2 separate regions of the Homo sapiens genome follow, and region 2 is linked to region 1. A link is a loop called in an ENCODE intact Hi-C map of the cell type or tissue named here. Cell type or tissue: IMR-90. All regions are shown on one strand. Links, peaks and the distances in the headings refer to the core of each region. The heading gives the core; the rest is flanking DNA.

Region 1 (15,896 bases), core at 6,510-10,509:
GCCTGGGCAACATAGGGAGACCCCATCTCTACAATAAATGAAAAATTAGCCAGGTGCGGTGGCACGTGGCTGTGTTCCCCGCTACTCAGGCAGCTGAAGTGGAAGGATCACTAGAGCCCAGGAGTTTGAGACCAACCTGGGCAACATAGGGAGACACCATCTCTACGAAAAATAAATTAACCAGGTGTGGTGGCATGCACCTGTGCTCCCAGCTACTTGGAAGGCTAAGGTGGGAGGACGGCTTAAGCCTAGGAATTTGAGGCTGCAGTGAGCTGTGATTGCACCACTGCACTCCAGCCTGGGAAACAGAGCAAGACCCTGTCTCAATAAATAAATAAAATAATTAACTAAAAATTTCAGAAAAAATAAATAATCCATTTGCTCCCAAAAGATCTCCAAGAGAATACTACCATGACCATACAGGCAGGATAATTTATCCTTGATCATGAGTAATACATTTGTCTTTGCATTTTTGTATTGGTAGATAAACAGCTCATATTATGAAAAATCATTATGAAACAGCTCTTAAAGACATAAGGAAGAGGAACATGGATAAAAAAACAGGTAGTAGAAGTTGGTGGGAGAAAAGGGATAACAGATCACCCTTAAACAAGCCAGAAACTTAATTATCACCTTTAGTTAAATCCAAACACCCAGTCTCCTGTTTCAAGGAGACCAACTCACAGAATATTTTTCATGACTAACCTTATGTTTGCAACTGAAGATTAAAAACTAAATATTATTTGACAAGTTTTTATATGACGACATAAAGAGTGGCTAGTGCCCGCTGTTGACTCAGACATTTCTGCCAACCTCTTTTGCCTGCCAAAATATAGCTTCAATAAGCACACATAAATTTTATTTTTAATAAATAACCACAAAATAGTTTCATAAACATACTAAACTGTGGATAATTGTAGCTCACAATGAGTATGTGTTACAGTTTCGGTAAATAGAAGTTACACAGTCTGAAGCTGGCACACGCTAACCCCATCGTATGGATTGATGTCAAACCAGCTCACGCTGGAACACCCTGGTGATTTTCTTGGTAAGCGGCCTATGTGCTAACTACTTGGGCTCCTGCCTTCTTCCAGCAGTCCTCCTGTTAGTCTACGCAGACATTAGGTTTCAGAGTCCTGAGAATTTAAAAGGATAGCTGAGGTCTCTGCTTGGTGTCCCAAAGGGTCTTTGCGGTAAGAAAAGTTCCTTATGCCCTGACCAACATGTAGACACCTATAATACTTTAAAATGAATAAATAAAGGGCATTTGGGGAAATAAATACTGATGTGATGAGAAGGAACCAGTGAGAATAAACTGTTCTTTCTAACTAACTTTTCTTGGAATTTACATGTTCCTTTTACTCAAAAGATCCTTTTGGAAGAGTGTATTGCCTTTTCCTCTGTTGGCAGACATTTCTTTCTCTTTTTTTATTTTTTTATTCCTTGAAAAAAGCAGCTTATTGAAAGCTTAATGAGTTTTTCTTTTCTGTGTTAGAAATCAGGTTTATTTTTAAGCTTCTTTGACCACACATGTGCTTTGATGAACTTCCCTCCCATTCGTGGAAAAGAGCTCTAGGTTCCTAACACTTCCAGCTCCAATTCTCCACATTCTCCTTCACTTCACATCGACCCCTGGGAAACTTAGAGTGAGAAAAAGTCAAAGGGGGAATTTTTTTTTTTTTTTTGTAATGTACTGAGCTTCCTTTTGAAGACGAGGAAAGAGAGTTTTATCTTCAGTAAAAACAGGCCCTTTTGTGGAAAGGAGACGTGATGACTGATCAAACAGCATTCAGCATTCCAGGGATGCCAAGATATCGCTGGGTTAAATGGTGGAGATGACCCAAAGACCCTGCGCTGTTTGAAAATAAATAAAATTACTCCGGCAACATATTCCGCATTCCTGTTTGTACTCGGCAATCTACATGCTTTAGATTCTGCCTGTGGTTACCTTCACTCAGGTCTTAGCTCACAGTTGAATTTATTCAGTCAGAATTTACTGCAAACTTCCTTATGGGATGCATGAAACTGGGCCCTAGGATGGATGGGGCAGTGTGCATGGTAAGGAGGCAGGATAGAGCAAGAGGGTGGCCCTGACACCAGGAAGTGCTCAGCCTGAGGCCTTGGAATATTGCAGAGCCATGGATTAAGGGCCTCATGGGCACAGGGAGAGAGTGACTCACTCTGCTGGAGGTTGACCTCCATCAGGAGGAATGCCTCGTGGTGTTTTGTGACCTATGAAACATTGGCAGCCTGCAGTGCTGCCGCACAATTCTGTTATGTTTTTCAGCACTGCCAAGGGTAGATTTCTCATCTTAACCTCAGTCCTCCTCCAGTCTGCATCCTTTATAATCCTACACAACCCCCAGCAATGGTTCTCTAAGCACACCCTCCCTGACTCCAGTTAACCATTTTTTCTATCCTCACCCCAAATTAAATTCAACTCTCTTTGTGTATTTCTTGTTAAACAGCTATGTGTAGAAAGCTATGCAGGACACAGAGGTGCAAGATCTTGTGCATCAAAAAGCTTATCACCCAGTAGGAGAGTTAAACACGTAAAAATTTAAGTGGAAAAAAAATGTAATAGAACTGCAAGTGCTGTGAGCACTTAGACAAGGTAGTGACACACTTTGGTTCAGCGAGATTGTGAAGTTTTCACAAAGGTTCTGGCACATAAACTGAACCAAGATGCATGGACACGTTTCCTAGAGCTCCAAGGAACAGCATGAGCAAAAGACTAAAGTTATGTGGGTAGGCAGCCAAGGGTGTTTGAATTTGAGTGTGGCCAGGGCATAGGATAGTCAGAGAAACAGAAAAAGAGCTGAAAGGGTTGGTTCGGGCCAGATCAAATCCAAATCAAGGTAAGTAAAAGTTACTCTGTGAGTAATGGGGAAGAGTTGAAGTTTTCCTAGGAAAAAAATAACTTCCATTGCCCTGTGGTTAAGAATGCTAACCCTGGTCCTGGCTAACACGGTGAAACCCCGTCTCTACTAAAATTACAAAAAATTAGCCAGGCGTGGTGGCGGGTGCCTGTAGTCCCAGCTACCCGGGAGGCTGAGGCAGGAGGATGGCGTGAACCCGCGAGGCGGAGCTTGCAGTGAGCCGAGATCGTGCCTCTGCACTCCAGCCTGGGCAACAGAGCCAGACTCCGTCTCAAAAAAAAAAAAAAAAAAAAAAAAAAAAAAAAAAAAAAAAAAAAAAAAAGAATGCTAACGCTGGAAGCAGTGAGAAGGATTGATTAGACAGGATCAAGGCAGGAGCTGGAATGGACCCATGTAAAGGACCCAATAAGAGTGAGCATAGAAGACTTTTAGATAAGAAGCCCTGTAGAGGCTGAAATAAACGTTTTCCTAACATGGACAAGCAAGGCTCCACCGTCCTTCCACTTTTCCTTTTTTAGCAATCAAGCAAGCAACCAAAGACATCAGATGTTAATAAAATGAAATGGCTATAGACAGCACTGTACAGAACCAATAGAACCTTCCACAGTAATGGATACTAGGCACTTGATGTGGAATCACTCTGACTAAAGAACTGAATTTTTCATTTTGTTTAATTTTAATTACTTTTAGTTGGCATAGCCCTATGTGGCTAATCCTACTTTATGGGACCGTGTAGCTCTAAAGAATAAAATTATATTGACTGAACCAGAGATTCAAAGCATTTTGGAAAAATTTACATTATTCTTCTACCGGCCATCAGACTTCAGTGGTGTTGCTGGATTTAGAAGATGGTGTCTACCTATCAAAAGCCCCATGTTTACATATAAGAAGATGCAGTGCCTGTATTTAGCTCAGGCATGAAAAAACTTCAAAACATTTTCACTTTCAAAAGGGATCCCTTTGAGTTGTCCAGAAGGGCCATCTTATCTCCCTTCTACTCAGGATAGCCTATCAGTGGGCAGTAAGATCATGGAGGTCAGGAAGAGGGTGACTAGTTCTCTCTGACTTCAGAGAGGAGGACCTGTCCTCGACTATCTATTTTCCAATGAAAGTTTCCCAATAAGTCATTGCCCCATTATAACCTAAGCACAGCAGAATGGCCATGGTATGTCATTAAGTGTTTTTGTAAGTTGATTTGTGGTGTTAACTTTCTGGATCATAGAAATGGTTTTCCTCAGTATTTTTTCTTCTGTAGGTTTGGAGTCAAGAATTATAATCAGTTGCTAAGACTTTGAATTCTCCAGGTAGTTATTTCAAGAACATCCTTTTGCATGTTTCTTGGAAACTGATTCCTTGTTGTGTGAATTCAAATACATTATATGTGGTGGCTACTGGCCAGCTCTCAGGGCACCTGAACTTTTTGGCACTTCACTCCTTATATTCCATTATGGAATATGGTAAAATCTCTTATGCACTAAGTAAAACCAGGATTAGATAACTTTTTACTTGCTTATCTCTCCAACAAAATATATAAGAGGAGCACTGGAAGAAATTTAGCAATTAGAGACTATTAAAATAACATTTAATTTACACATTGATTATTTCTAGTAGAACAAGTGTTTTGAAGATGGCTACAATAATATGAATCTTTGATAACCTTTAAAACAGAACAGATTGCTCTGAAACCAGATGAAATAAATAGATCTTCCTAAAGCCAAAAGGAGAAATAATGCTTTTCAAACTGTGGGCCACAACCAGCTGGGTTATGAAATCAATTTGGTGGGTCAGACCAAATTTTAAAACTAGAACAGAATAGAAAATATCAGTGTACCTCACACATATTAAAGGTAGAAAATGCTGTATTATAAAACTATCAGTTGCGTTTGTGTCAGTGTGTTCTAAGTTGTGATGTAAAATAAGTATTTTTTACAGAGTGTTACTTTACCAAGAGCTTAAAAGTCACTGATTACCAAATGAGAGGACCTGAAGTTTCTTGCTGTTGTTCTAGGTAACAAATTGTTTGTTTTTTCATTGTTCTAGGTAACAAATACTTATCAAACATCTGTTCTATGCCTGATATTGAATTCAGTTATAAGGTGAATACATGGCTACTTCCTTCAAATAATGTATCATCTAACAACATATAGATACAAATAATTATAACACAATGAGCACTATAATAGACATGAAGAGGTAGATTAGAAACATGGCAGAGGGAGCCTCTACTTCTGCATGTGACAGAATGCAGAGAGGAGACATGACAAATACTTCACAGAGAGAGTGGCATTTGATGTCATCCTTGAAAAGTGACCTGGAGGAGCAAGAGAAAGGCATTCCAAGAAAACAGAACATTTTCTATAAAGGTTGAGATGTGACTTGTACTAGGCCTGGAGTCTGGAGTGGTACTCTAAATCTTACTGCACATTTTAGTCACTTAATATAGCCTTCAAACTTAGAGATATAGTGAAAATGGAGATAGTTTATTTTCATTATGTTTGAATTGTTAGTAATACGGTGGTGTTTGATTCAGATCTTAAAACCATCGCTTTTAAGAGCAAAGCTTTTCAAATGGAAGAGTTCCTCTCAAATGGGTCAAATGTTATGCTTCCTAGGGAAGAAAACAAAATTCATTTGCATTATAACAGGGTTTAGCAAGAAGTCATGTAAGGCTCAAACTCCTTTCTTTTGCTGGTTTGAACAAAACAAATATTTATTAGAAAACAAAATCATTGTACATTGTAATAGAATCAAGAAAATTAGGTCATGCTTTGTTATAACTGTTATTGGACATAGATCATTTAACTTAATTTCACACTTAAAAATTTAAATTACATGGTAGGGGTTGGGGGGGGTAGAAATTGAGGCCCAGAACATCAGGTATGTGTGTCATGAATAATCATAAAAGGCTTTAGAGCCAATTTAGGCAATATTGATAAGTATGAAAGTATAGAATTGAAAGTACTAATTCAAAATAAAACTTTTCATTAATTTTTTTCTTGGTATTATTTACACTGACTGTGACTATATTTGTTATTTATTTCAAATCATTCTGCTTTCTTTCCTTTTCCATGATTCCTCGTAGAAGAGCTTTTAGAATAGCGTTTCAACTCACAGGCTCTAAATGATATAGCAAGATCTAACAGAACTTTATATATTAAGCAAAGTAATAGCTAAAAAGAGATCAGCAATATATTATTGCAGACTAGGTAAATAATCTTAGTAATTCTTCTAAAGGTAACATGTGAATGAGCATTCTTTCTTTGTGATAGGAAAACTACTTTAATTACTTTTCAAACAATCTCAAAGGCTGAAAATGACCCTTGTATTTTAGATTTTGAAAATTCCATGAGAATTGCCGCTGTAAAGATTTTGACATGGCCTTGAGATGTAATCTTATTCCCCAAAAGTGACTGTTATTTTATTTTACCTTTTGAGAATAATGACTTTGATTTGAAATGAGAAAATAAATAATAATATTTCTAAGCTTTGCCGTAACACAGTTTCAAAACAAAAATTAAACCGTCCTGCTCAGGTACCTATTAAATTTTTCAGGTCTTAGAAGAAAGAAGCACAGTAATTATAATTGCAGACTCTACGAAAGACTTAAAAGTCAAACAAACCAAAAAGAATCATAACTTTTTAAAGAGGTTCTCAAGGGTTTTCCAGAATAAAAAAAAGTGATTATGAGTGAGTTTGTGTTTGGATTTGATTTTCATCCTGCAGGAGTGAACATTAAACCAAAAATACATATATCTTGGAGGAAAAGCTGCAGCTTCTTTCCCCAACTGTCTGAATGCTCTAATGTCAGATTTTTCAAATTCTTCTCTACCTTGGAGGAATCAGATATTTCCAGGAGCACCAGGATGGATGCTTTTCTTTTCAGCAAGACTTCAATTGTCTACCTGTTTATATAGGAGAAGCTCTGTAATTTAATCTCCACCACAGAAGACAATCATTATGATTAAATGAGGCGCTGGTTTAACAAGGTACACCTAATAGGCACTTCTGCTCATCAGATCTTGCACAAACAACATTCTTTCATTGTGCAACATGTAAAATAACTTCTTCGTCCTGTTGTAGCCTCTGACACTAGGCACAGCATGCTACCTCTCGACTGACTTTTCACTGGAAAGCAGAAAAGACATCACTCTGTCCTAGAGACCGTGGCCTCTGTTCATGTAGCCTGTATGAAAGCAGGAAAGGGAGACATTTTTTCCACTGTTTGCACTCACTGCGGGATTTGGGGTATACCACACAACAGAGGACATGTCTCTCTAAGCACAGGATGAAAAGAATGTGCCTCAGAGAACACAGCTTTTTTGCAAACTCAATTGGTTTACCCAGTTTATATATTATAAATTTTGTCTCCATTATCCTCTTATTCAAACAGATGCATGTGCACACACACACACACACGCACACACACACAAATTGGAAGAAAGTCAGCCAAAACCAAAAAGACCCTGTAGAGAAGCAAAAGCAAATGAAAGGAAGACAAAGCTTTAAAAAGAGGAGAAACAAATGTTAAAAGGGATCACAACCCAGGTTAAGAATCCTAGAAAAGGGAAAGCAAAATATTTGAGCACCGTAAAAAGGAAAATATTTCAAAGGAGTGAAAAAACACCCAGCAGAACTGCAGTTCATGAGTGAATTTATGAACTATCACTTCCTTTCAAGCCCATAGGAGGAACACATGGATCAGCTTCTATCTCTCTCTAGTATCTTGGCTGTTTCCATGTTTTTCTCACCATATCTCACATTTTTCTTCATTTGGTAGTTTTTTTGTTTTTTTTTTTTTTCAAACCTCCCTCCTTCTCAGGAGGTGAATAGAAGGTGGCCCCTCTATAAATGACTATTATCCCTTCGGGGTGAGGAATGTGGAAGAACCATGTCAGGAATTCCAAGCAGCCCAACAGCATTAAGCTGAGGCAGAGTTGTTTGCAGAGGGAAAGCGAGAGAGCCTGGACACACGAATAATGGAGCTGATGTCCTCAGAAATCATTGCAGCTTATGTTTCCCATTTAGGTTAAAAAAAAAAAAACTGATAGAGTCACAAACAGGCACTATGAACTTCTAGCATTTCGCTTAGATACAGAACTTATTACTATGTGTTCCTTCCTTCCATTTCAGACTTTGGGGCAAGAGAAGCAGTCACCTCCCAGAATTTTTCAAATCCTGCCTTGTGCAGCAAATATCACAGCTGCACCCCTCCCGTATTATGCATTCATGAGGTAACTCACAGAGGAATGCATTCTTCCCCAAGAGCTGCTTTGCTGGAGTTTCTAGAGTAGAAAAGAATTAAGTGTAGATATGGCAGAGATCCCCAAATTTTATATTAGAAAAGAGAAACCAGAAACCAGACTTAACTGCTTTTATATGTGTGTGTGTGTGTGTGTGTGTGTGTGTGTGTGTGTGAGAGAGAGAGAGAGAGATGGAGATAAATAAAAACATAAACAGGTATAGATAGGTAGATTAGATAGATAGATATATCTAGAAGAAGATCAACAATGTATATGTCAGAGGCATGTGAACCAGAGCAACTCCATCTTGAATAGGGGCTGGGTAAAATGAGGCTGAGACCTATTGGGCTTCATTCCCAGATGGTTAAGGCATTCTAAGTCACAGGATGAGATAGGAGGTCAGCACAGGGTACAAGTCATAAAGACCTTGCTGATAAAACAGGTTGCAGTAAAGAAGCCAGCTAAAACCCACCAAAACCAAGATAGCCACAAGAGTGACCTCTGGTCGTCCTCACTGCTACAATCCCATTAGAGCCATGACAGTTTACAAATGCCATGGCAACGTCAGGACATTACCCTATTGGTCTAAAAAGGGGAGGCATGAATAATCCACCCCTTGTTTAGCATATCATCAAAAAATAACCGTAAAAGTGGGCAGCCAGCAGCCCCCAGGGTTGCTCTGTCTATGGAGTAACCATTCTTTTATTCTTTTACTCTCTTAGTAAACTTGTTTTTGCTTTGCACTGTGGACTTGCCCTGAATTCTTTCTTATGTGAGATCCAAGAACTTTCTCTTGGGGTCCGGATCAGGACCCCTTTCCTGTAACACCTATATGCGTATATATATATATATATATATATATATATATATATATACACACACACACACACACACACACATACATACATACGTGTGTGTGTGTGTATGTATATATATATATAATATATATAAAATATTTCAAAGGAGTGAAAAAACACCCAGCAGAACTGCAGTTCATGAGTGAATTTATGAACTATCATTTCCTTTATCATTTTCTATAACATATATATGTGTAAACATATACACACACATATATATATGTGTGTGTGTATATATGTATAAAATATATATAAAATATTTCATAGGAGTGAAAAAACACCCAGCAGATGGAGTGACATGGGGAAACATTTTGCTTGTTTCCCCATCTAAACTTCCCAAACAATTGGCAAGTTCAGAGCCAATTGCTACACCATTGATTGGGTTATGGAAGGCTCCAAAAATGTAAGGGGCCAACACAAGCAAAATGTTTCCCCATGTCACCCCATCTGCTGGGTGTTTTTTCACTCCTTTGAAATATTTCATATATATCATATATATATATATAAAGGTGAGATGGGGAAGCATTTTATATATATACACACACATATATATGTATGTACACACATATATACACACACACATATATATGTATGTGTGTATATATGTGTGTATATATATGTGTGTGTTTATATATAAAATGCTTCCCCATCTCACCTTTTTAATGCCCTGTGGCTATTGCGTGCATATGTCCTTTCACACAAAGGCAATATTTATGACTCACCATCAGAAAGTTACACAAAAAGTTACCTAAAGACTACCATGGATTTTCAATGACCAAATCATGACCCAACTTTTGGTCTTGCCCCTAAGGACTATATCTAGGTAGCCGTTCATCGAGAAGCAGCAAATGTATCTGCAGGAGTTTAGACTTTAACACTAACTTATTTGCATGTGGTCCTCAATTTTTAGAGCTCATGTGCACTGATGTGAAATCTCTTCTTATCCCACCCTCAAATTCTGGCTTAAATATCAGAACAGCTGTTCTTCATAAGATGATGGAGATGCTGATGCTGATAATAATGGAGATGATGATGATAATGATGTGATGGTCGTGGTGACAGTAATGGTAATAGCAGTAATAAAAACCAACAACTACTCAGAATTACCATTTGGCAGGCATGAAGCTAAGCACGTTTCATGGATTATCTCATTCAATCTTCCAAAACAACTCCATGAGCCAAGAGCTATATCCCCATTTAAAAGGTGGAGAAATTGAAGCACTGAGGTGTTAGGTAAATATTAAATATCATACTCAAGGCCACACATTGGTAGGTGACAGAACCCAAACTTGAATGCAAAAAATCCACCTTCAGAACTTGTGCTGTTAATGTCTACTATCTCCTGCACGATGCCCATGCATGTTCTGAACACTGAGAGCTTGGGCTCATCCATCAGATGTTCAGGCCAGGCACAGTGGGGATGAGGTGTGCATGTGTCTAAGTGTGAAAATGTATTCAGCTGAGTGTCTCTGGGCAAGTTTAGTGCCAATTGCTACACAATTGATTGGATTATGGAAGTCTCCAAAAATGTAAGGGGCCAACACAAGCAAACTGTTTCACAGTCTGGCTATTCCTTTCACACAGACAAAGTCAGCAAGGCCAGCCCTACAGCAATGCAGAAAACATCTCCTGAGTGGATTCTTCACGGCTTTCCCAGCCGATGCACCCCAAACACCAACGATCCAAGACCTGTCATTTGTGTTCTGATACTCCACCTGAGACCTGAAATAAAATGCAAATACAATATATAAACCCATGGTCACACTAGATAACTGGGACCTGAGGAAAGAGGCAGAAACTTTTTGATACTAAAGAGCTCTAGAAGGATCAAAAGTTCCCAGTACCCCCAACCCAACCCTCACAACTGCTGCATTCACACACACACACACAAACACACACACACAGAAACACACCTAACAAGTGCCATCAAAGTAGCAGACAAAAGCAGTCATACAGCAGTAGACAAAATTATTAGTAAGTGCTTCAAAGGGATAATGAAAGTGAAAGAGGGAAAAATCCTTCATTCATTCTATATGGTAATCATTTATTCAACAAATATGGTGTATCAATACTTATGGATATAAGTTAAGGAACTGCCAGTCTAGTGCAAGAGATAGACAAATGACAGATTATAGAATATTCACCATTTTTATTAGTAAGCCTTTTCTGTGGATGACTCTGTGTTATTTACATACGCAAAACTTTTTTAACAGATTTGAATCAAATAACATATCTTATGTAGGGATTAACTACTGTTTGGGGGTTCTACGTATGTCTCTTCCAATAGAAGAGTTAGCAGTCAACTCTTAAATGTGGTTAATTTTAAGGATGAATAAATCTTGACTACACAGTTAGTTTCTTTACCTAATTTTTGGCTCAATTCCTGAATTTTAGGCAACCACAACCTGACTTTAGACATATCTTCAAGTAACTTTAATTAATGCATACTAGTGTGGTATAAGAGATGACTAAGTGCTATGTTATAATACATACATAGGCCTCTCCTTTCTCAAAAGGACTTTATAATTGGTTATGGTAATGAGACAGGTATACAAATAACTTTGCCACAATAGGCGTACAAATTATTGCGAGAGAAAGATAGGTACAAAAGATCATATTTGATTGAAGGAATTCAGACACAGTTTTTCTTTTAATTTAATCCAAAATCTTCAGGTAAGAGAAGTTTTTAAAAAAAATGAAAAGTCAAATTCATAACAGTTCTCAAATTTTAAAAAACATAATATTCAATATCCTTTATGTCTGAAAACCTCAGCATTTTCTTGTGTATCAGATGTTTAAGCAGCTAATGGACTTAGCCAGAGCCTTTTTAGAAGGTGTGAGTTTGTCCACACTTAGTAATGCCCACACTTGTAACACTCATCAAAAAGAGGCTAGTTTCAGGTATGGTTTGACTCAGAGGCTCAAATAAAGACTTGAATAAAAATGTTTCCATCTCTGTACTCTGCCTCCTATTGTGTTAACTTCATTTTCAGTCTCCATGTTGTGACTCCTGTCAACTCTGGGCTCATTCTTCCATGCTCAGTCTAGCAGAGAAGAGAAAGTGTTTTTTCCCAGGAGCCCTTCCACCTTCCTTGGATTCACTCTTTCCCATCTCTACAACGATCATTGTGGTTAAGGGGCTTTGATGCACTAAATGACCAAGCTTGAATCACAGATTTCATTCCTAGTGTCAAATATGACACCCTACCAGAACCAGATGGACAAAGAGTAGAAGAAGATGGTCCCTCAAAGAGAAGGAAGTGCATCTGATGCTGAGTGTTTCAAACAAATAGCCTCTGCACATATTTCATTCTCCTGAGGGAGATCATATACACATTAATCTTATATTCCATTTATGCATAAAGCAGAGTCAAAAAGAAATTAACAAAAGCAAAAATAATTATATTATTTTTGTGGTTGTATATTTATATTTATATTATTATGTGGTTGCTGAACCAAAGTCTCGATCTAAATAATTGATTCTTAAATCTGAGGTTGACTTTCAATGAAGGATTCCACAGTCCCTTGAAATCTTAGTCTTCTCTGATGTAAACTCTAGAATCGCTCCTCCTGAGCTCAATGATGCAATCTGCTCCCTTTTGCGGGGCTTACCTTCCATTGATGGGAAAGGGTCTCTGAGAAGAAAATACATGCGACTCTCTTCAATAAAACACATGTTGAGAAATTGGGAGAAACGGCATCCCTCAACCTTGTCAACACATTGAAGCTAAACAGGAGAATATATGCAGAAGCAGGAAACAACCAGACTACACATTGCGTGCTTGTCTACCAGCCCTGCTCTGTTCTCAAGGCAAATTCTTACTGCAGTGAGTGTCTGTCCAACTGCAGAAAATGTACAATGGCTCTGAGAGTACTGTTCAGTGCCAGAAATGTAGGAAAGGAGGAAGGACCATAAATGCATATTAATGAATTTATTCCAGAGCAGATCATGCTTTTCACTAACATAATAGCAAACGAAGACCAACATTCTGCAGTCACAACTATTAAACACACTCAAACACCCCATCAAAACATACTTTTCCCCATCATGTCTTTTCAGATGATCATTATATTTCCAGTATAAAATTTTTTGCAAAGCCATCTTAAGGTGCTTCACATTCTCTTTGGAAGTAAGTGGTGTTATACATGAACCCCAATTGTTGTCAGGAAAATAGCATGTCCTTAATAAATGTCTTTTTTTTTTTTTTTTTTTTTTTGAGACAGAGTCTTGCTCTGTTGCTCCGGCTGGAGTACAGTGGTGCGATCTCAGCTCACTGCAAGCTCTGCCTCCTGGGTTCTTGCCATTCTCCTGCCTCAGCCTCCTGGGTAGCTGGGACTACAGGTGCCCGACACCATGCCTAGCTAATTTTTTGTATTTTTAGTAGAGACAGGGTTTCACCATGTTAGCCAGGAAGGTCTCGACCTCCTGACCTCATGATCCACCCGCCTCGGCCTCCCAGAGTGCTGGGATTACAGGCGTGAGCCACCGTGCCCGGCCATAAATGTCTTAAAAGTTGAATTAATAATGATGGCTAAAAGGGTAAATGCGCCCCACTTGGGTAGAATGTCATAATTTTAACAACGGCCTGCAGAAGCCAGTCTAGAGACAGCACCATGACTCAAAGGAATGACTAATATCAGGAATTTCACACACCATGGTAGATGCAAGAGGGGAAACTCTATTTGGGGAATTCCTGATTCCACTATTTATCTTGCCAATAAGTAGAATGAGTTTCATCTGCATTAAATCTACTTACACTAAAGTAGCAACCTCTGAAATAAGTCTTGTCATATCCACCAGCCTCATTCAAATTAGACTGATTTTCTAAATACAGTGTTTTTTGGCAAGATTATTTCACTCATAAAAAAATTAAACATGAGAACTCATATATGATTAAGAAGTTTTCTACGAATCTTAAAAACATGCCTGATGAAGTTATACATTTATGTGATGACAGCTCCAACATACTCAAATATAAACGCCCAGCTCTACACATTGCACAAGTCCAGAGGGAGTACCATTCGTGTTGAACTTTGTATAAGTGGTACTTCCTAGAAATGGACAATGAATCATTCTCTCAAAATGTAGTGTGTTTATGTATGTGTGCTTGTGGATGTACACACATCCTATACCTACATCTATATCTGTCTGTATCTATATCTCAAACTAGATTTGGTCTTTCAGAAAAAACCTCTTCCTCTACTCAACAGATAACAAACTGACTTGGGATTTCCATGAATCTGTAATGTGGAAGCTACTTTCAAGCCATTCATACCCCCCTATTGCCATTCTACTTTCGAGGAACTGTAAATTATACATGAATTATTTAGCCATGTACGCCTTGTCCATAAATGTATTTAGGAAATTCATTTCGTTCCTTCCTATAATATTATATACTTACTATCGAGACTTTTGAATGTGTATGTGTGTGTGCTTGTGTGTGTGTGTGCGTGCACGTGTGATAGAGAGAGAGTAACCAAAATATCCATTTATTTCAAAACCACGGCAACCATAAACAAAGTTATTTTCCATAAATCAGGAGAACAGGTTGTATTGCACATGTCAGGAACCAAATACATGAGCCTGAGCAAGGCATTTCCGCTTCTGAATCTTAATTTTAAAACTGCATATTTAATTTTAAATAAGTTATAATTTATTAGTTGGTGAAGATTTACTTAGTAGGCTCAAAATATACAGACTATCCTAAGTGGATTCAATAGTGACAATAAGCTATACATGTCTGTCAAGGCTTACAAAAAGTCATAAGCTGAAAATAAAATTGAGAAATCTGACAGAAGGTATAATATTTTATTTTAGGTGAAGTTAATGTGAATTAATTGTATAAAGCTTCCCAATTCCAAAAATGAAAATCAAGCTGTACTGTAAGAGGAATAACACTTAGTTGATCTATTCAAGCTGGATCTCAACCAAGTTTCCAGAGTAGAAGAGATGTATGACTGGTTACTAGTTCCCAGTACAAGTTTCCGTTTTCAAAATATTTCCTTTAAAAGAAAAAAAGAAAAGGGCAGAATACCAATTTTGAACTTTAAAGGAAAATATCATTGCCATGTATATTCCTGGAACCCTGCTTAATGCTGTCTCACTTTTTCCCTTTACCTTAACATTTCTCTAAAAAGAGACATTGTCCAATTAACATGATCCTTTTTGTGGACAGGGCCACCATCATTTAGTATCCCAGAGAAAGGAAGAGCAAGCGTCTACAACAATATAGCATTTCACATACTTAATCCTTACCACTAAGGTAACCCATTTATTTTTCCCTTATTTCCTCCTATATAGAATTTCCTGTAAAATGTATATTTATACTCTGCTGATTTATATCTGTGGGAAATCAATGTCTTTCTTAATGCTTCAGAGATTTGAAATAACCCATTCTCAGTAGCAACAAGATTATATTCACGGAGATAATTTGCCTGTGAAATACTACCCAGCAGTCTTTTGAACCTCTTACTATCACTTTGCTCTGTGGTGCATTTTGTCTTTCCTGACTAAACAGTGTTTGCAAACAAAATATTTCCACTAGTAAACCAGGTCAGAAAGCTGTCTTGCGCTTGCTAAGACAGTGACACATAGAGATATATCACTTATTTCTGTCAAATTCAACTCCTTCCTACTTCTCTAAAAACAATCGTTTTGCAGATGAGCGAGTCAACAGTTGACACCAAGTTAACCAAGAGTTTTCTTACTGCTCTTAAGATCTCAGAGATCATTAAGTGGGAGACATTGAGCCTGGAACAATCCACCTGATATCACCTTTTTCTTAAATGTATAACAACACTGATATCCAAAGTGTTTAAAAGACATATCCTAAATACCACAGATGATTAGTGCCAATATCAAAACAACTGCCTTAAGTCTTTGGCTACTGTTGCTGGTTTCGAAGGAATCCAGTAACATG
Region 2 (15,896 bases), core at 7,400-11,399, 240 kb after region 1:
ATTAACTTTGAAATTGGTGGCCTTGATTAGAACAGGTTGCCCTCCATAATGTAGTTAGGCCTTATCCAATCAGTTGATGGTCTGCATAGAACAGAAGGATCACCTCCCATAAGCAAGAGAGAATTCTGCAACAGATGAACTTTGGACTTGAACTGCAATATTGGTGGTTCTTCTGTGAGTCCTCAGCCTGTAGTCCCATCCTGCAGATTTTAGATTTACCAACCTCCGAAATCTCATGAGCCAATTCCTTCAAATAAATCTCTTTCTATATAAACACACATCCTGTTGGTTCTGTTTCTCTAGAGAACTCTGACTAATACAGGAACTTCATCTTTAAATACAATTTATTAAGGACCATACATTCAAGGCTTTGGCCTTGAGCTCTTTATTCGTGTCATTGTTCTATTGGTATGATTGGTATTAATATTTCCTTTTTATTACTGTCTATGTAGTATGTCATAATACTTTATAGGACAAGTCTTACTTCTAGTCCCCTTTTTTAAACTGACTTAATAATTTATAAGTTATATAATTTTATTCCTCCATGTACATTTTAGGATAAGTTTATTAAGCTTCCTTTTAAAAATATAAATGTATGGCGAGGCGTAGTGGCACATGCCTGTAATCCCAGCACTTTGGGAGGTCGAGGCGGGCAGATTACTTGAGATCAGGAGTTCAAGACCAGCCTGACCAACATGGTGAAACCTCGTCTCGACTAAAAATACAAAACTTGGCTGGGCATGGTTGTGCATGCTTGTAGCCCCAGCCACTTGGGAGGCTGAGGCAGGAGAATCACTTGAATCCAGGAGGTGGAGGTTGCAGTGAGCCGAGATCATGCCACTGCACTCCAGCCTGGGTGACAGAGTGAGACTCTATCTCAAAAAAATAATAAAATAAAATAAAATAAAATAAAAATGTACTTTTGATTAGGTTCGCACTGAAATTATAGGGAAATTTGTCACAACCAAGAGCATAGGTATTTCTCCATTTTTCTTAATATCTTTCATGTCTTTTATTAATATTTTCTCCATACAGATCTTGTGACTCTTGGTTAAGCTAGCTCCTAGAAACTTTATACTTTTGTTCTCATTGTGAATGGGGTGTTTTTTTTAATTACATTTTCTAGTTGGATATTGTGAAATGCTATTGATTCTTAGAGAATGATTTTGTATCCAGCAGTCTTATTAAACTCTTATTCGTTCTAAAAATTTTTCCAATTTTTAATTTTTTTCAGATTTATGATCATACCATCAACAAATAATAACAATTTAACTCTTTTTTTCCACTGTATACACCTTTGGTTTTGTTTTGTGTTTTGTTCCTTAAGGCATTGGTGAGAACTTCAATTTAAAGAAACTCTTTCTAATCCTGTAGGACTACTACTCTTTTCAGAGTGTTTTAGTCCATTTTCACACTGCTATAAAGAATACCTGAGACTGGGTAATTTATAAACAAAAGAGGTTTAATTGACTCACAGTTCCACATGGCAAGGAAGACACAAGAAACTTACAATCATGGCAGAAGGTGAAAGGGAAGCAGGCTCCTTCTTCATAAGGCGGCAGGAGAGAGAGTGCACAGGGGAATCTGCCACTTTTAAACCACCAAGATTTTGTGGGAGCTTCCTCACTATTATGAGAACAGCATGGAGGAAACTGTCCCCATGATCTAATCACCTCCCACCAGGTCTCTCCCGCAACATGTGGGGATTACAATTCTCGATGAGATTTTGGTCGGGACACAGAGCCAAACCATATCACATAGTAAATGGGTATTAACACATACGAAAAGTTTTATTTGCATCTCTTGAGATAAACACCTGATTTTTCTTCTTTAGTCTATTAAAGTAACAAATTACATTTATAAACTTTACAGTGGCAAACCCTCCTTGTTTTCCTAAGATAAAAATCTTAGGAAAGGCGATACTTTCCACACCCAGCTAATTTTTGTATTATTAGTAGAGACGAGGTTTCACCATGTTGGCCAGGCTGGTCTTGAACTCCTGACCTCAAGGAATCTTAGGAGATTGCACCACTGCACTCCAGCCTGGGCAACAGAGAGAAACTCTGTGTCCTCCTCCCCCTGCCCCCGCCAAAAAAAAAAAAAAGAAAAAGAAAGGGGGGTATAAGTCCAACTGATTTGCATAGGTAGGGACTCTGAATCACTAAAACTTGGATTTAAGTGGTAATGTGGTCCATGGCAGCCCCCAGGCTAGACAGGCTTAGGAACATTTAGACTATATCTGAAATTAAAATGTGACTCAATGGGAAAATGCATTTCTGTACATTAATAGTAAGGTTGCTTGAACAGAAACATGAGATTGTGGATGTGCATAAGAAGCTCTTACTCTAACACATACAGATGTGCACTTTTGTCTTTAAATAAGAATCCAAGTTAGGACTGTACACAATAAGAAAATACTTCCTACTACAACTACTACTTTTGAATAGAATTTAAACTCACTTTGTCTTTCTCTCTACTATACCATCCTCTACTATAATGCACAGACACATACAACATGAGAGCCTTCTGGCGTTTTCTATCAACATGCATTGGGATTTCACATTCCCCCTCCAACAGTCCAGATCCCCTCACCATAGTTCAGAAAAATAAAACCACCTTGTCACGAACCCTTGTCCAGAGACCACTTCTTCCTCCTTTGAATTCCCATGATGTTTTATCTGCACCTCTCATGAGGCTTATCTCTTTCTGTCTTATATTATAGTTGTTTACGTGTGGTACATGTCATGGTCAAGAGGGAAGAAAGTCTGCTGGCTTTAGAGTCAGACCTGTCTCAGGACAGATCCCAGCTCCATCCCTCACTAAGTGGGTGGCCTTAGGAAAATACCAACTCTTGGGAGCCTCCATTTTTTGTTTTGGCAAAATATAAAATAATCCTCTCTCTCATAATTGTTTTGAGGACAGTGCTTAGTAAACAACAAAAAGAAAAAACTCAATCATTTTTATTGCTATCATTACTAGTGATGTTATTTTTGTTATTTCTTATGCCCCTTGCTAATGTATTTGTTTATCCATTCATTCAACAGGTATTTATTGAGGACGAACTATGTGTCAGGCACTGGTTGATGACATGGAAAAAAAAAGACAGAGTTTTAGGGGTAAAGGCAGCAAATAAACAGGCAAACAAATAAATGCAGAGATAATTTCAGATAAAGATGTCCTGTGAAGAAACGAAAACAAGATATGCAACAGAGAGTAAGAGAGGCCAGGGGAGATAAGGGAAGGCCCCTGGGAAGGGAGCTTCTGGGCTGAGACAAGGATAAAAGGGAAGCAACCACCTATGAGAAATTCTAAAGCCAGCGCATCCCAGAGGTGGGGGCAGGACGGCCAATGGGAAGCCTCTGAGCGGGGAATGAACTGACAGCAGAGTAAGCAAAGGAAAACATGGTGTGTGGCACGCAGAGATATAGGCAGGGCCAGACCCTGCAGGGCCCAGTTGGCCCTGATAAAGAGCATGGATTTCATCCTCAGTGTGATTGGAAATCTTGAAGTATGGTTCACTGGGTTGTACTCAGAATCATATCTGCCTCCTGGAGAGATGCTACCCAGCAGCCAGCCCACAGATTTTTGCAAGAGGTAGAGGTGGAGAGAGGGAAAGAAGACTGAAAAGAAGAGAGAGAAGGCAGGAGAGCTGGAGGGAGCAAGGAAGGAGGGAGGGAGGGAATATCACAGCAGACAGACATCCAAGCAGATGAATCTGATGTCAGGGATTCAATGAATCCCCCTGTCAGGGACTCAGTGAATCCCCACTGCCAGGGACTCAAGTCCAGACTGAGGCTGGCCTTGGTGGGTGGGGACATTTTCCATCCTCCTGTGAACATTTGGTGTCACACTGGTCTCATTCCTCGGGTGGTCCCAGATGGCAGTGGGGGGCTGGGGAACTGGGAGGTCTTGCAGAGGAACAACTCCTCACTGCCTCTGGCACTCATCGCTGGCAGTTCTGTCTCTCAGGTTGCAGATAACAACTGTCAGATGGTCTCACTGTGAAGCAATAAGCTTCCCTAAAACAAGGAGGCAGGCCAAGCGCCAGAAAGCTGCAGTCTGGACAAAACACACAGCCTGGAAAGAATTAAAAGTTCATGTGCAATGAACAAAGCACCTCAGGGAAATGTAAGGGGTTAAATATAAGCGCACAATGTTCCCAACGCCCTTGAACACACAAGTAGGAAAATCATCACGCATCCTTGGTAAAGGGAGAGAGAAGCACGGAGAGAAACAAGTTGATGTTCCCATATGAGAACTAAAAATACTGCTGTGAAAGGTTGGCCCTGCCTAAGAATGGAGGGAGAGAGAAATGAAAGACAGTAGGGGAAGGTAAGAAACAAGACAGGAGGAAGAGGCAGAGTGCAGCCCTGCTCAAGGCTCCAGGCTCCTTTCTCACGCTCAGGGCGCTCCCTTCATCTGGATAACAGAGCCTGGATTGGCAGGGTTTCTCAGGACACCCTCCCTGCCGATCTCCCTTTTTCAAAGACACCGTGGTGAGGGGAACCCAGCCACCGCGGTCACACGATTAACCCAAGTCAATAGAAACCGGCGTAAAGAGTGTTTTAGATTAATTCCCCTCAATAAAGCTAAAATTCACCTGAGTTGTAAAAAACTCCAGCTGATACAAAATAAACTACGAAAGTGGCTTTAACGCATCTGAACCAATGAAAGAGAAACAACAGGCTCTTCTTAAATATTTTTCTTCTTACATTTTGATCTGAAATATAAAAAGAACTGAACTCAAACCTGGCCAACCCCAGTGGCAAAATGGTGTATGAGGTATTTTCCAATGGACCAGCATCTCCGAAAGAACACTCCTGGTTCAGAACAAAACAGTAGCACTTAAATGAGGAAGAAGTGTGAGAGTGAGAGAATCTGGAATCATATGTGAATGCACCTTAAAGTTAGCAAGCCTGGATTGATGGGAGTTTCTAGTTACAGCTCCTGTCTGGAGGAAGCAATGCAGTAGTTAGAATTAAAGGTAGAACTAGCTGGCTTGTTTCTTATTCCTAACTTCCCGTTTCCTCATCAGGGTCAGTTCGGTGCTCAGAAAACTGTATAAGTGCGGTTCTGAGAAGCAGTGCCATGATCACAAAAATCCCATCTTGGCTTCATCCTGAACTTTCCTTGAACATCTTTTTTTTTTTTTCTTTTTTATGAAAAAGATAGGATAAGGACTACAAGCAAGGAATTTCTCCTCCTGTCTAGGGCCTTTTAAACTTCACAGTTACAAAAAGGTAGAGCAAACTGGAATGAAGGAAGAGATTTCGTCCAAAAGTTGTGAAGCTGTTTAGAATTAAAATTATTATGTAATCTCTACAATGTACTGAGGGCCAGCTATGGATGAAGCATTTTCAAAATGCTTTGCCTATGGCAGGGTACCTTTCATAACTTCCCAGACCTCTGCAGAGTATCATCATCCCCACGTTGCAGATGGTAAAACTATGGCATAGAGAAGTTAAGCAATTTTCCCATGGCCTCTTCGTGAGTTAGTGGAATTTCCAGGTTGGCCTAGGGCTGCCTCATTTCAATGGCAAAGCCCATTTTCAGAATATAAACTCATCTCTCCATAATTGATACAAGAAATTAAATGGCAGATTTCAATGGCATGCTCATCATTGGTGAAAACCTCCAATGGTTGATTATGGTTTCACTGGGGGCTCAACATTTTTATGGAACAAGCACATGGTGTGCAGGCTTCCTACCTGACATGCTGTAGTGTAGGTTCTCAGAGAAGATATTTTGAGCTCATAATCTCCAACGAGTAATGTACTTTTCTTTTCCCCCGAGACAGAATCTCACTCTGTTGCCCAGGCTGGAGTGCAGTGGCGCGATCTCGGCTCGCTGCAACCTCCACCTCCTGGGTTCAAGCGATTCTCCTGCTTCAGCCTCCTAAGCAGCTGGGATTACAGGCAACCCCCACCATGCCCGGCTAATTTTGTATTTTTTTAGTACAGACGGAGTTTCAGCATGTTGGTCAGGCTGGTCTGGAAGTCCTGACCTCAAGTGACACACCCGCCTCGGCCTCCCAAAGTGCTGGGATTACAGGCATGAGCCACCACACCCAGCCTGTACTTTTAAAATTTTTGGCTGAGAGTTTCTTTGTGTCACGAAGATCAACTCCATCGCTGGGGTACGGAAGAGTAAAAATAGATTTCCCATTAGTAGCAACAAGGAGTTGTTTGTCAGCCAGAAGGAAATTCTTTAGTTCTTTTCCTGTTTCAGTTCTTTTTCTGCCAACATAATTAAGCAAGGTTCATGTTGGGATAAGTCAGAGCCAGCTTCATGTACTGGTGGAATAGTGGGTCATCTATAGCAGATGCCTTCAGAGATGTGAGTAAAAGGGTGTTGAACTCAGACAGGACTTGACAGCACCAGTCAAGTAGGGACCCCCGGACTCCAAAAACAAAGGAGAGGAAAAGTATATCTGTGGTGAATTTATCCAGAATTAAAATTACTCCAAAAACTTAGAAAGGAGCTTTTTTCATTTAGCAAACATGCAAGTTCTATTAATTTTTAAAGTAAAGTTTTATTTATTTATTTATTTATTTATTTCTGAAACAAGGGTCTCACTCTGTCACCAGGCTGGAGCAATCATAGCCCACTGCAGTTTTGACCTCCCAGGTTCAAGTGATCCTCCCACCTCAGCCTCCCAAGTAGCTGGGACCACAGGCACACACCACCACATACGGCTTTTTTTTTACTTTTTGTAGAAGTGGAGTCTCACTATGTGACCCAAGCTTGTTCGAACTCCTGGGCTCAAGCGATCCTCCCACTTTGGCCTCCCAAAGTGTTGGGATTACAGATGTGAGCCACTGAACTGGGCTCAAAGTACAGTTTTTTTGGTTGTTGTTGTTTGTTTGTTTGTTTTTAATGACATGGAAGGGAAAGGGACCACTTCATCATAATAGTTTGCAAGGCTCACTGTCTATAACATGCTAAATATGTCTCAACTCTCCCCCTAAAATATGTCCCCACACTGATACCTAAAATGCCACCATTAGCAATCAGTCCCCTTTTGCTAAAATGTTCTCTTTCTTCCCTCAGGGTAGGTTTTCTTTTTGAGACAAATACCTGGGAGCTAATACATTAATTTCATACACCTCTGGGAAAAAATAATGAGCTTGTCAGATATGTATTCTCCATTCCAGAAAGACTCTGGGTCCCGTGAAAGCATTTGGTAAGGGGGAGTACCCACTCTCAGCCAAGGTGTAGCAATGAGAGGAGAAAGAATAGGGACAAATTTCACTGACCTAATATTCTTGTCCTAGGGCAGTCCCTAATTCTATAAAACTTGTTATAGGGAATCACAAAAGTCATGATTCTTTTAAACTCAAACACAGAGTTTTATTACAACTACAAACTACAAAACCCAACCACAGCCTTTTTTCTCTGATACACATGTCTGAGGAGCTAATACCAACAACCAAAAGAAACGGCTAAACTAACACGTCTCCTGCTTGAACCTGTGGCCTCTCTCTGCCTGTCCCTGTAATGTGCTGTTGACCGTGGAGTTGGAAGGGATGCTGGCTCACAGCCTGCTGTCCTAAGGAGGATGACTTCTTTCTTCACTTGGTGTCTCAGTTGACCCGCTCAGGAGGCGTAGCTGAAAGTTTAGCATCAAATGTCAAAATCATGAAATGTTATGCTTTTACAAACCATTTCTCTGCAATCACAGAATCCTTGGTGAATTCACTGGAAGTCACAATCCCTTTTCCCCGGGAATCAAAAATGGACACAGCTACACTCACAAAAAAAAAAATTGCATTCAATTTGAGAGCGTTGAGAAAATTCTGAACCCCAGGTTAAGATCAGATGTCCCTCCTATTTTATAAACAAAGAGCTGGAGAGCCAGAGAAAAGAAGTGCTTTGCTTGAAGTCACAGTTAGTTAGTGGCAAGACAAAACTAAGATCTGAAGTTTTCACACGGTCATTAAAAGAAATGCTCCCCGTCAGATTTCCATCTGTCAAACATTTCGGCAAACAGACATGGGAGGGTTACTCTATTCAGGAAGAAGTTTGTTTAGCTCAGCCAAACTTACTTTATTTTTCAACAGATGAAGTAAACCAGACTCAGAACTCTACATCTTTTTTTTCACATATGGGGGATGGGACTCTCCTAACTGGAATAGTTGGTGTGTGGCGGGGAGGAGAGGAGGATGTGTAATTAAATGAAACCTTTGAATTTAAACCAGAAACACCCTGCTGATGAAAAAAAAAAAAGAAAAAAACACAAAAGTTGCTGTTTTAGACAAATCATTAACATTTCCTCCTCGAATTGTATGTGTGTATGAATGGGGTGTGTTTGTGGGTGTGTGTGTATGGGTGGAATGTGTTTGTGTGTGTGGCTGGCTGTGTGTGTGGGTGGGGTGAGGGTGTGTGTGTGTGTGTGTGTGTGTGTGTGTGTGTGTGTGTATTTGGCTTCCGTTTTTTGTGAAAAGCAAATGAGAAGCAGCGTGTACCCCATTAGGGTAGGGAAAAACTTTTAATTAAGAGTTGAGTGTTAAGAGGTTAATACGAGACAGCCAAGGAGCACTTCCATCCTGACTCAACCAGAAGCCTTCAGAAGCGCTGGAGAAGGAAGTTGGATTAAAGAGCGGGACCTGGGGAGGGGCACAAGTTGTGCCTGGAGCATCAAAACTGAAAATCAAGAGATTCTCCATGGCATTTTTTGTCAACCAAGTGACGTAAATGTTTACCAGGATTTTAAAGAACATGGTTTCTTTTTCAGTTTCCGTGTGTTTGGATTATTAATGAAACTAAGTTGGAATCCTACTTTCTAACTGGGTGACCTTGGACAAGTCCCCTTCTAGAATTTAGGGTGTGATGAATGAATAGTGGGATTTTATGATGAAAATGCCAAGGAAATACCTTCCTATTTTATCTGTGACTCAGTTTAGAACAATGGTTCTTTTTTTTTAAATCCAATAATCCCCACATATTTTATCCGCCTCTGGTAGGTTACCATGCACTGTCTTCCTGGACAGAATTCACTTTCCTGCGACTCATCTCTATTCTCAGCACTGCAGCTGATCATAAGTTAGAAAAAAAGAATGGAAAAGACCTGCCTGTTTATTGTCCCTCCTATGGGGTGAGGTCCTGCCACTCTGGGTGCCACAGTTTGCTCTGAACTTCCTGTGGACCCTTGAGGAAACCCAATGTCTATTTGAAAAGGACCACTCTAAATGATTTCTACTGTTTTTGTTTTTTTATCTAGAAAAATTGAGGCATCAACAAAAAAGTCATCCTAGCTCTACTCTAATTAAGCTGAACTGTATTTACTTGCCCAGCTGTAAAATAGTGTTCTGGTGTTTGTAGATAAACACTTTTAAGAAGTCCTATTAGCACTTCAACAGTCATTGCATAAGGAGTCAGAGGGGATCATAAACTCTATCCAACAGCACTTGTAATTGCAGCAACAAAGCTCCAACATCTTCCAGGATAACTTTTTTAGCAGGTCCGGGAGAATTTCAGAAGCCCAGGGCAAGGGGGTTTGCCTCAGATCCCAATTCTTTCTTGAAAACAGCTATGGCAGGGGCCAGCAAACATTTTCTATGAAGGGCCAAATAGTATTTTACTTTTCAGGCCATTCAGTCTTTGTTGCAGCTACTCAATTCTGCTGTCGTGGTGCCACAGGCAATATGTAAATGAATGAGTGCAGTTATGTTTCAATAAAACTTTATTTACAAAAACAGGCAGCAGGCTGGATTTGGCCTCTGGGTCAGAGCAGGGAATGATCTTTGATTTATAGACTATGGAGTAGCAAGTTTAAATGTGGGGGTTCACTAAGATTCTCATCCAACCCCTTTTGTATTTTTAAATAATATTTTATTATTTTCTTTCTCCAGATAAAAAGAGATATGATTATTATAAACACTCACAGAAAAACAGAAAAGAAAAATTATTCACAATGCCATCAGACATACCACTTGTTAATATTTTGGAACAGAGTCTTCCATTTACATATATATATCTATACATGTATATATATATATATGCTTATTTTATAGAATTAGGAAAATTCTGTATGATGCTGTATACAAAAATTTACCTAATATCCTTATTTTCATGCTACTTCCTACATAAGTTTAGACAAATTTTACTAATTTTTACTTTACGGATTGTTTGCTTTTTGGGAGCAATGAGGAACTCCACCTGTATCATTTCTTCTCTCACATTTACAATTATGGGACTTTAGTCCTTGAGATTTGGGGCAACTAACATAGAAATGGAAGCAGATAGGATATTGCCTAATGAACTCCAATAACGTGTTCCTCCAGGGTCAGGTGTAGAACAACCCCAGAGAGAAGGGGTGTGTGTGTGTGTGTGTTATTGGGGAACCATTTATTAATATAGTTTCCTGTAGCCCTTGTTAAAATCTGTATTGTTTTAAGCCCTTTAGAAACTCTGATATAGGTGGTCTGCAGCTCAAGTTCTGAAAAACACTGAGTGTATATCAGAAAAGAGCTTCAATCATTCATTCACTTCAGGTGAGGACTCATTCTTCAATTCAGATGATACCCAAGCATCCGCCTCCCATTTTTCCCATTGCCAATCTTGGCCATTTTTCTAATCATTGATATCCCTAACAGATAATAGTAGAAGTTCTCATTTAAAAGGGTTTACAGGAGGTAATACATAAATCCTAACGCCTAAAACAACAGCTGTTAGGATTTCATGTGGCTTTCACATTTAACCTACTGTCCTGTGTGTTCCTAAAATAAAGCCAGATATTTCAATCGTGTTGCTGAAAAGAGGTGCACTTATTGGGAAAATCAATAGGGAACCAGAAAATGACTTTTGACACAAATGATCTAAGCTAGACACCAAGACAAAGAATGGAAATAAATAGAATAAGGCCCTGTTACCTCGTAGGGTGAAAGTTATCAGTTGGACAGAGCTTTACTTTCAGGCTTCTGTGAGATGATGTTTGCTCAGCGAATTTGTCACACAAGGCAGCTGGAGTAACAATGTTTTTAATTAATGGAAAATTATTTTTTAAGTACTTGGAAACCAGAAATTTGCAGCGGTGTCAATGAGAATATAAACCATCAAGAAGTCCTCAGGCTAAGCACAGTGGCTCACGCCTCTAATCCCAGCACTTTGGGAGGCTGGGGTCCTGCCCTCGAGTGGACTACTTAAGGTCAGGAGTTCGAAACCAGCCTGGCCAACATGGTGAAACCCTGTCTGTATAAAAAATATGAAAATTATCTGGCATGTTGGCATGCGCCTATAATCCCAGCTACTTGGGAGACTGAGGCAGGAGAATCTCTTGAACCCAGGAGGCTGAGGTTGCAGCAAGCCAAGATCCCATCGCTGTACTCTAGCCTAGGAGACAGAGTGAGACTCTGTCTAAAAAAAAAAAAAAAAAGAAGTCCTCAGTATGGCAAGAAGCTCCTCCCCTCAGCAGCCTGTGACCACAGACTTACTCCTTATCTACCTCTAGGTTGCTGGGAAAATAAAATAATTGATATAAATCCTAGTGGCTAGCCCACAATGAATGCAGAATAAATGTTGCTATTGTTTATAATAGAATCAGTGAGGTAATTACAGATTCTCCTTGACCATTAATTCTCAAAGGCCTTTCATTGACATTTTACTTGCTATTTTGTTTCTGTATATGTGTAAAGGTAATAAGACAGTTATGCTATAAATTGCACCATTAATACATTCCAACTAAACTTCCCTCAAATTAATACTAATTATTGATGTTTACATATAATTTCAAAGGGATTAGAGTGATGTTTGCTTTGCAATACCATTGGGAGGGAAAAATCAGTGTTTAAGTATAAATGGAGGAAGATAATATAAAGTGAAGATCAAATAATGACTTTAAGCATTTACTAAATCATGTTGTGTGCTGCTTCTTAACAATAAAAATATCGCTTACACTGGCAAACAGAAGGAAGATCCCTCTAGCCTGGTGCACCAAGTAAGGGTGGAAAAGTCAGTCTTTATACTCTCAGCGGAGCATCATGCTCATAAAAATTTTTGTAATAATATTAAATTTTTTAATTAATATTTTTTGAGATGGGATTTTACTCTGTGGCCCAGGTTGGAGTGTGGTGGTGTAATCATAGTTTGTTGCAGCCTCAACCTCAGAGGCTCAAGCAACCCTCCCACCTCAGCCTCCCAAATATCTGGAACTACAGGTGCACACCACCACATCTGGCTGAATTTTTAAATTTTTTTTACAGATAGGGTCTCACATTTTTCTGCAGGCTGGTCCTGAACTCCTAGCCTCAAGTGATCCTCCTGTCTCAGCCTCCCAAAGCACTGAGATTATAGGCGGGAACCACCATGCTCAGCCTTAAATACTAAAGTGTCCAATAATGTGAGTTTGCCCTGAAACATAGGACACATCAATCATCTTCTATTTTAAATGGTTTAAGCAAGATAGCTCACAGAAGTTGGGGGTGCTTGACTGCTTCAATATTGGCAACATGATTTATTATTTTCAAAAATTATAGGTGTTATTATCCTTTCTAGTGGAGAAATGACCCACAAATCTCCAGTTGTACAGAAATCAGTATTTCCCAAACTTTCCAAGCAGAAGAGTCACCTGCTTAAAGATACACATTCCTAGACCACTCCAGGGAATCAGGATTTCTAATAGCAGCTCTAGTAATCGGACAAGTTTGGGTAACTCTTTCCAGCACTGGTTCTTAGCACTCACCACTTGCTAGAATCTGCTGGGAAGCATGAAAAACAGCAGCAACAACAATGATAACAGATGTCCAGGCCCCATCTCCAACCAATTTAATCAGTATGCATCTCCTAAGTTGGCCTGGCCATGGATGTGTTTTCTAAAGCCACTCAGATCATGCTAATATGCAGCCAGGCCTGAGAAACACCAACTGCTTTGCCTCGGTACTCAGTGTCATTGGAACTAGCAGGACTGGCCTCTTCTGGGAGCTGGTTAGAAGTGCAGGATCTCAGGCCTGGCCCCAGGCCCTGAGATGACGATCTGCTTTTTTTTTTTTTCTGAGATGGAGTCTCACTCTTTCACCCAGGCTGGAGTGCAGTGGCGCTATCTGGGCTCACTGTAACCTCTGCCTCCCAGGTTCAAGCAATTCTCTGCCTCAGCCTCCCGAGTAGCTGGGATTACAGGTGCCTGCCACCACGCCCGGCTAATTTTTTTGTATTTTTAGTAGAGAGAGGTTTTCACCATCTTGGCTAGGCTGGTCTTGAACTCCTGACCTCATGATCCACCCGCCTCAGCCTCCCAAAGTTCTGGGATTACAGGCGTGAGCCACCTGTACCCGGCCGAACAAATTCTTTAAGAGATCTGTGTGCACACTAAAGATTCAAGTATGCATATCAAGGGAACAAAAACCTTTCCACCAAGAGGATGGATTTTTGCTCCCCTCTCCCCTCTACCTTTGCCAGCACTACCATCAAAAGCAGCTTAAAACCTTGACTGAGGTCTTTTTCTTTATACACTTAGCCATTGAAAGCCAACTGAAGAGTGATAGGGTGAGGCCCACCTATCTGTTCCAAAATCATTTAGGAAAGCATGTTAAACAGCATACACTGCTCTTACCCAATCAAATGTCTCCGCAAAATTTAATTGGCAGTTTGTTTCATGTCCAGCAATCAAAGACATTAAGGACCACTAATATTTACATCCATGAATTCATTTAGACAGTTTTCTTTAATTGATGATGAAGACACTACAATTCTAAGTACCAGACAGAATCAGGAAAAAAAAAATTGAAAATAAGCATAACACTATAAAGAAAACTTGGAAAAGTGAAACACTTCTAAATAAAAAATATATACCTGGCCTGGCACCCATTACATATATACATAATACATGTTATAAACATATATACAGTAAATGTTTTGGTAGCAATACAGACCATGCATTGGTCTTTGTGTACACAGATGAAGTAGCACCGGGGCAGCACCACCATCTTAAGATGATAAACCAAACTGCACATACATTAAATGAAAATACATATATGTTTAATTTGGCCCACCCTGTAGCCAAGAGGTGTAAGGAAAGTACTTTGCAAGAAAAAATTGTTTTGGGAACTACATTCTTAAGCCAATGGTGAAGTTCTAAAAAGAAAAAGAAAAAAAAAACCCTACAAATGTCTATGCAAATATGGACAAGTTTTCCTGTTTACTGAATTTGTCCTATCCTATGGCATACTCGTTAACAGCATAAGCAAAGAGAGATTTAAATGCCAAGTGAATGGCAGAAGTCTAAAACACCAGATCTTTTGGTGTATACGTCACAAATGGCAAGTCATACACAAACTAGAAAAGAAAGCTAACTCTCCACCTAAGTCATGTGTTTTCTAGTCATGTTAGCTAATTATAAGCTCTTTATTCATAATTAATTCCTCGAGTAGGGTTAAGCACCTCCAATATCATTCCACCTCCTCCCTGCCCCTAATGTGATGCTCTGTTTACAAGTAGTGGGAGACACACAACAGGCTACATATTCTCTACCCATACTTAGGAGACAGACTTACAGAACTACGGAAGGACCACAAAGATCTTCTGTGGCGCTGCCTCAGAAAGGACCCATGGCCCCAGTGTTTATCCTCGGTGTTCTACTCACTATGAAGCTGTTTTTGTTCTCCATAACTGAGCTCACAGTCTAGAGGTCTTTTAGTCTTGGCAAGGTCATATTTCCTCACATTCCTAGAAGAGCATGCTTCTTCCTCTCAAGTTTCTCACAAGCCTATACATCTATATATATATATATATATATATACACACACACACATATGTGTATCTATATATGTGTGTATATATATCTATATATGTGTATATATATCTATATATGTGTGTATATATCTATATATTTGTATATATTCATCTATATATACACACACACATCCCACACACACGTCACATATATATACACACACACAAAGACACACACATGTCACATATATATACACACACACATATATATACACACACACAAACACACACACACACACACACACACATATACAGCATTACCTCCAACTAACATTCATCATTCATGGCATCCTAGGAACATTAACTCCCCTGTCAAGTCATTGCAAAGAAGAAATTTCATATTGGCTTCCACCCATTCTTCTTCCCATTCCTACCAAAAGGGTCACATCTCTCCCCGCCAAGGTCTTAATTCACAGTGTCTGGATTCAGGGCCTCCTTGTGTGATGGACTAACCTACAGAGTGCTCTGCAAAAGCAGCATGAGACCAAATATGGGGTCATTGTCACCAGCAGTTGGAAGACTGCACATGGATACTATTTGTCATGGCTCTCGTTGTCAGTGGATGGTGAAACCCTTTCCCCCCTTTTTTTAACCACCTGCAGTAAATAAATATAAAGTTTCCGACTTTGTGGTATATTGTATTCAAGATGCAAGATTGAATAAAACAGGGCTTCAGTATTGTAAAATACTGTTTCTTACCATACAGAAAAATTGTTTCTTAATACTTCAAATGTCTCAAATTTAAATGATAGCTAGAAGACAAAAGCCAGGGAAAGAAAGGTTAAAAATCTCTACTTCTGGCTAGATGACTTTTAGTAGATCCATTTTTGCAGTCACTGGATTAGTCAAGAGTCCTTGACCTTTGAAAGTCAGCAAGAAATAGCCACAAATGTAACATCAGTACTGATTTCTCATTATTGACTCAGGTGGTTGATCATTAATGGATTCTCTTCACTTCTAGCTGGTTCTAGGGCCATTCTTTTGCCCAGAATGAAGATATCATCAAAGTCATAAAACATATTTGTTCTTTTCGCAAAAGAGGATTTTAAAACTCTGCTTAAGTCTCTAAGGAAAAACGCTGTGAGAGGTTGGTGTCATCAAGAAAAACCCACTAACTTCTAGGTTAACCAGAGGCCACTAGAAGCCTCAATAATGAAAGCCCTTGGCTGGCC

Evidence for each region. Hi-C counts contacts between places; a loop is a spot of excess contacts. Peaks named below come from ENCODE experiments on the same cell type or tissue, not always from the same donor. Only the 100,000 strongest peaks of a DNase experiment are listed, where the experiment ranks them.
Region 2: a loop joins it to region 1, with 5 times the contacts of the local background. A loop is called at or near these places in 4 of 110 quality-filtered maps.

Annotation. Positions count from the first base shown.
Region 1 is chr2:226,476,367-226,492,262 of GRCh38, forward strand. No RefSeq gene overlaps it. Among named protein-coding and RNA genes, the nearest start is that of MIR5702, 170 kb to the right of the region's middle. RefSeq lists enhancers at 1,559-2,109, 7,564-8,065 and a silencer at 1,747-2,041. In IMR-90, for the core only: no CTCF peak of the experiment used is centred there; a DNase peak (open chromatin) is centred at 8,115; H3K4me3 peaks cover 212 bases; H3K27ac peaks cover 1,267 bases.
Region 2 is chr2:226,717,762-226,733,657 of GRCh38, forward strand. It overlaps IRS1 (insulin receptor substrate 1), which reads right to left. Exons shown (of 2, transcript NM_005544.3): 2 at 13,551-15,896. Among named protein-coding and RNA genes, the nearest start is that of MIR5702, 67 kb to the left of the region's middle. RefSeq lists silencers at 1-246, 2,519-2,719. In IMR-90, for the core only: no CTCF peak of the experiment used is centred there; a DNase peak (open chromatin) is centred at 8,990; H3K4me3 peaks cover 554 bases; H3K27ac peaks cover 947 bases.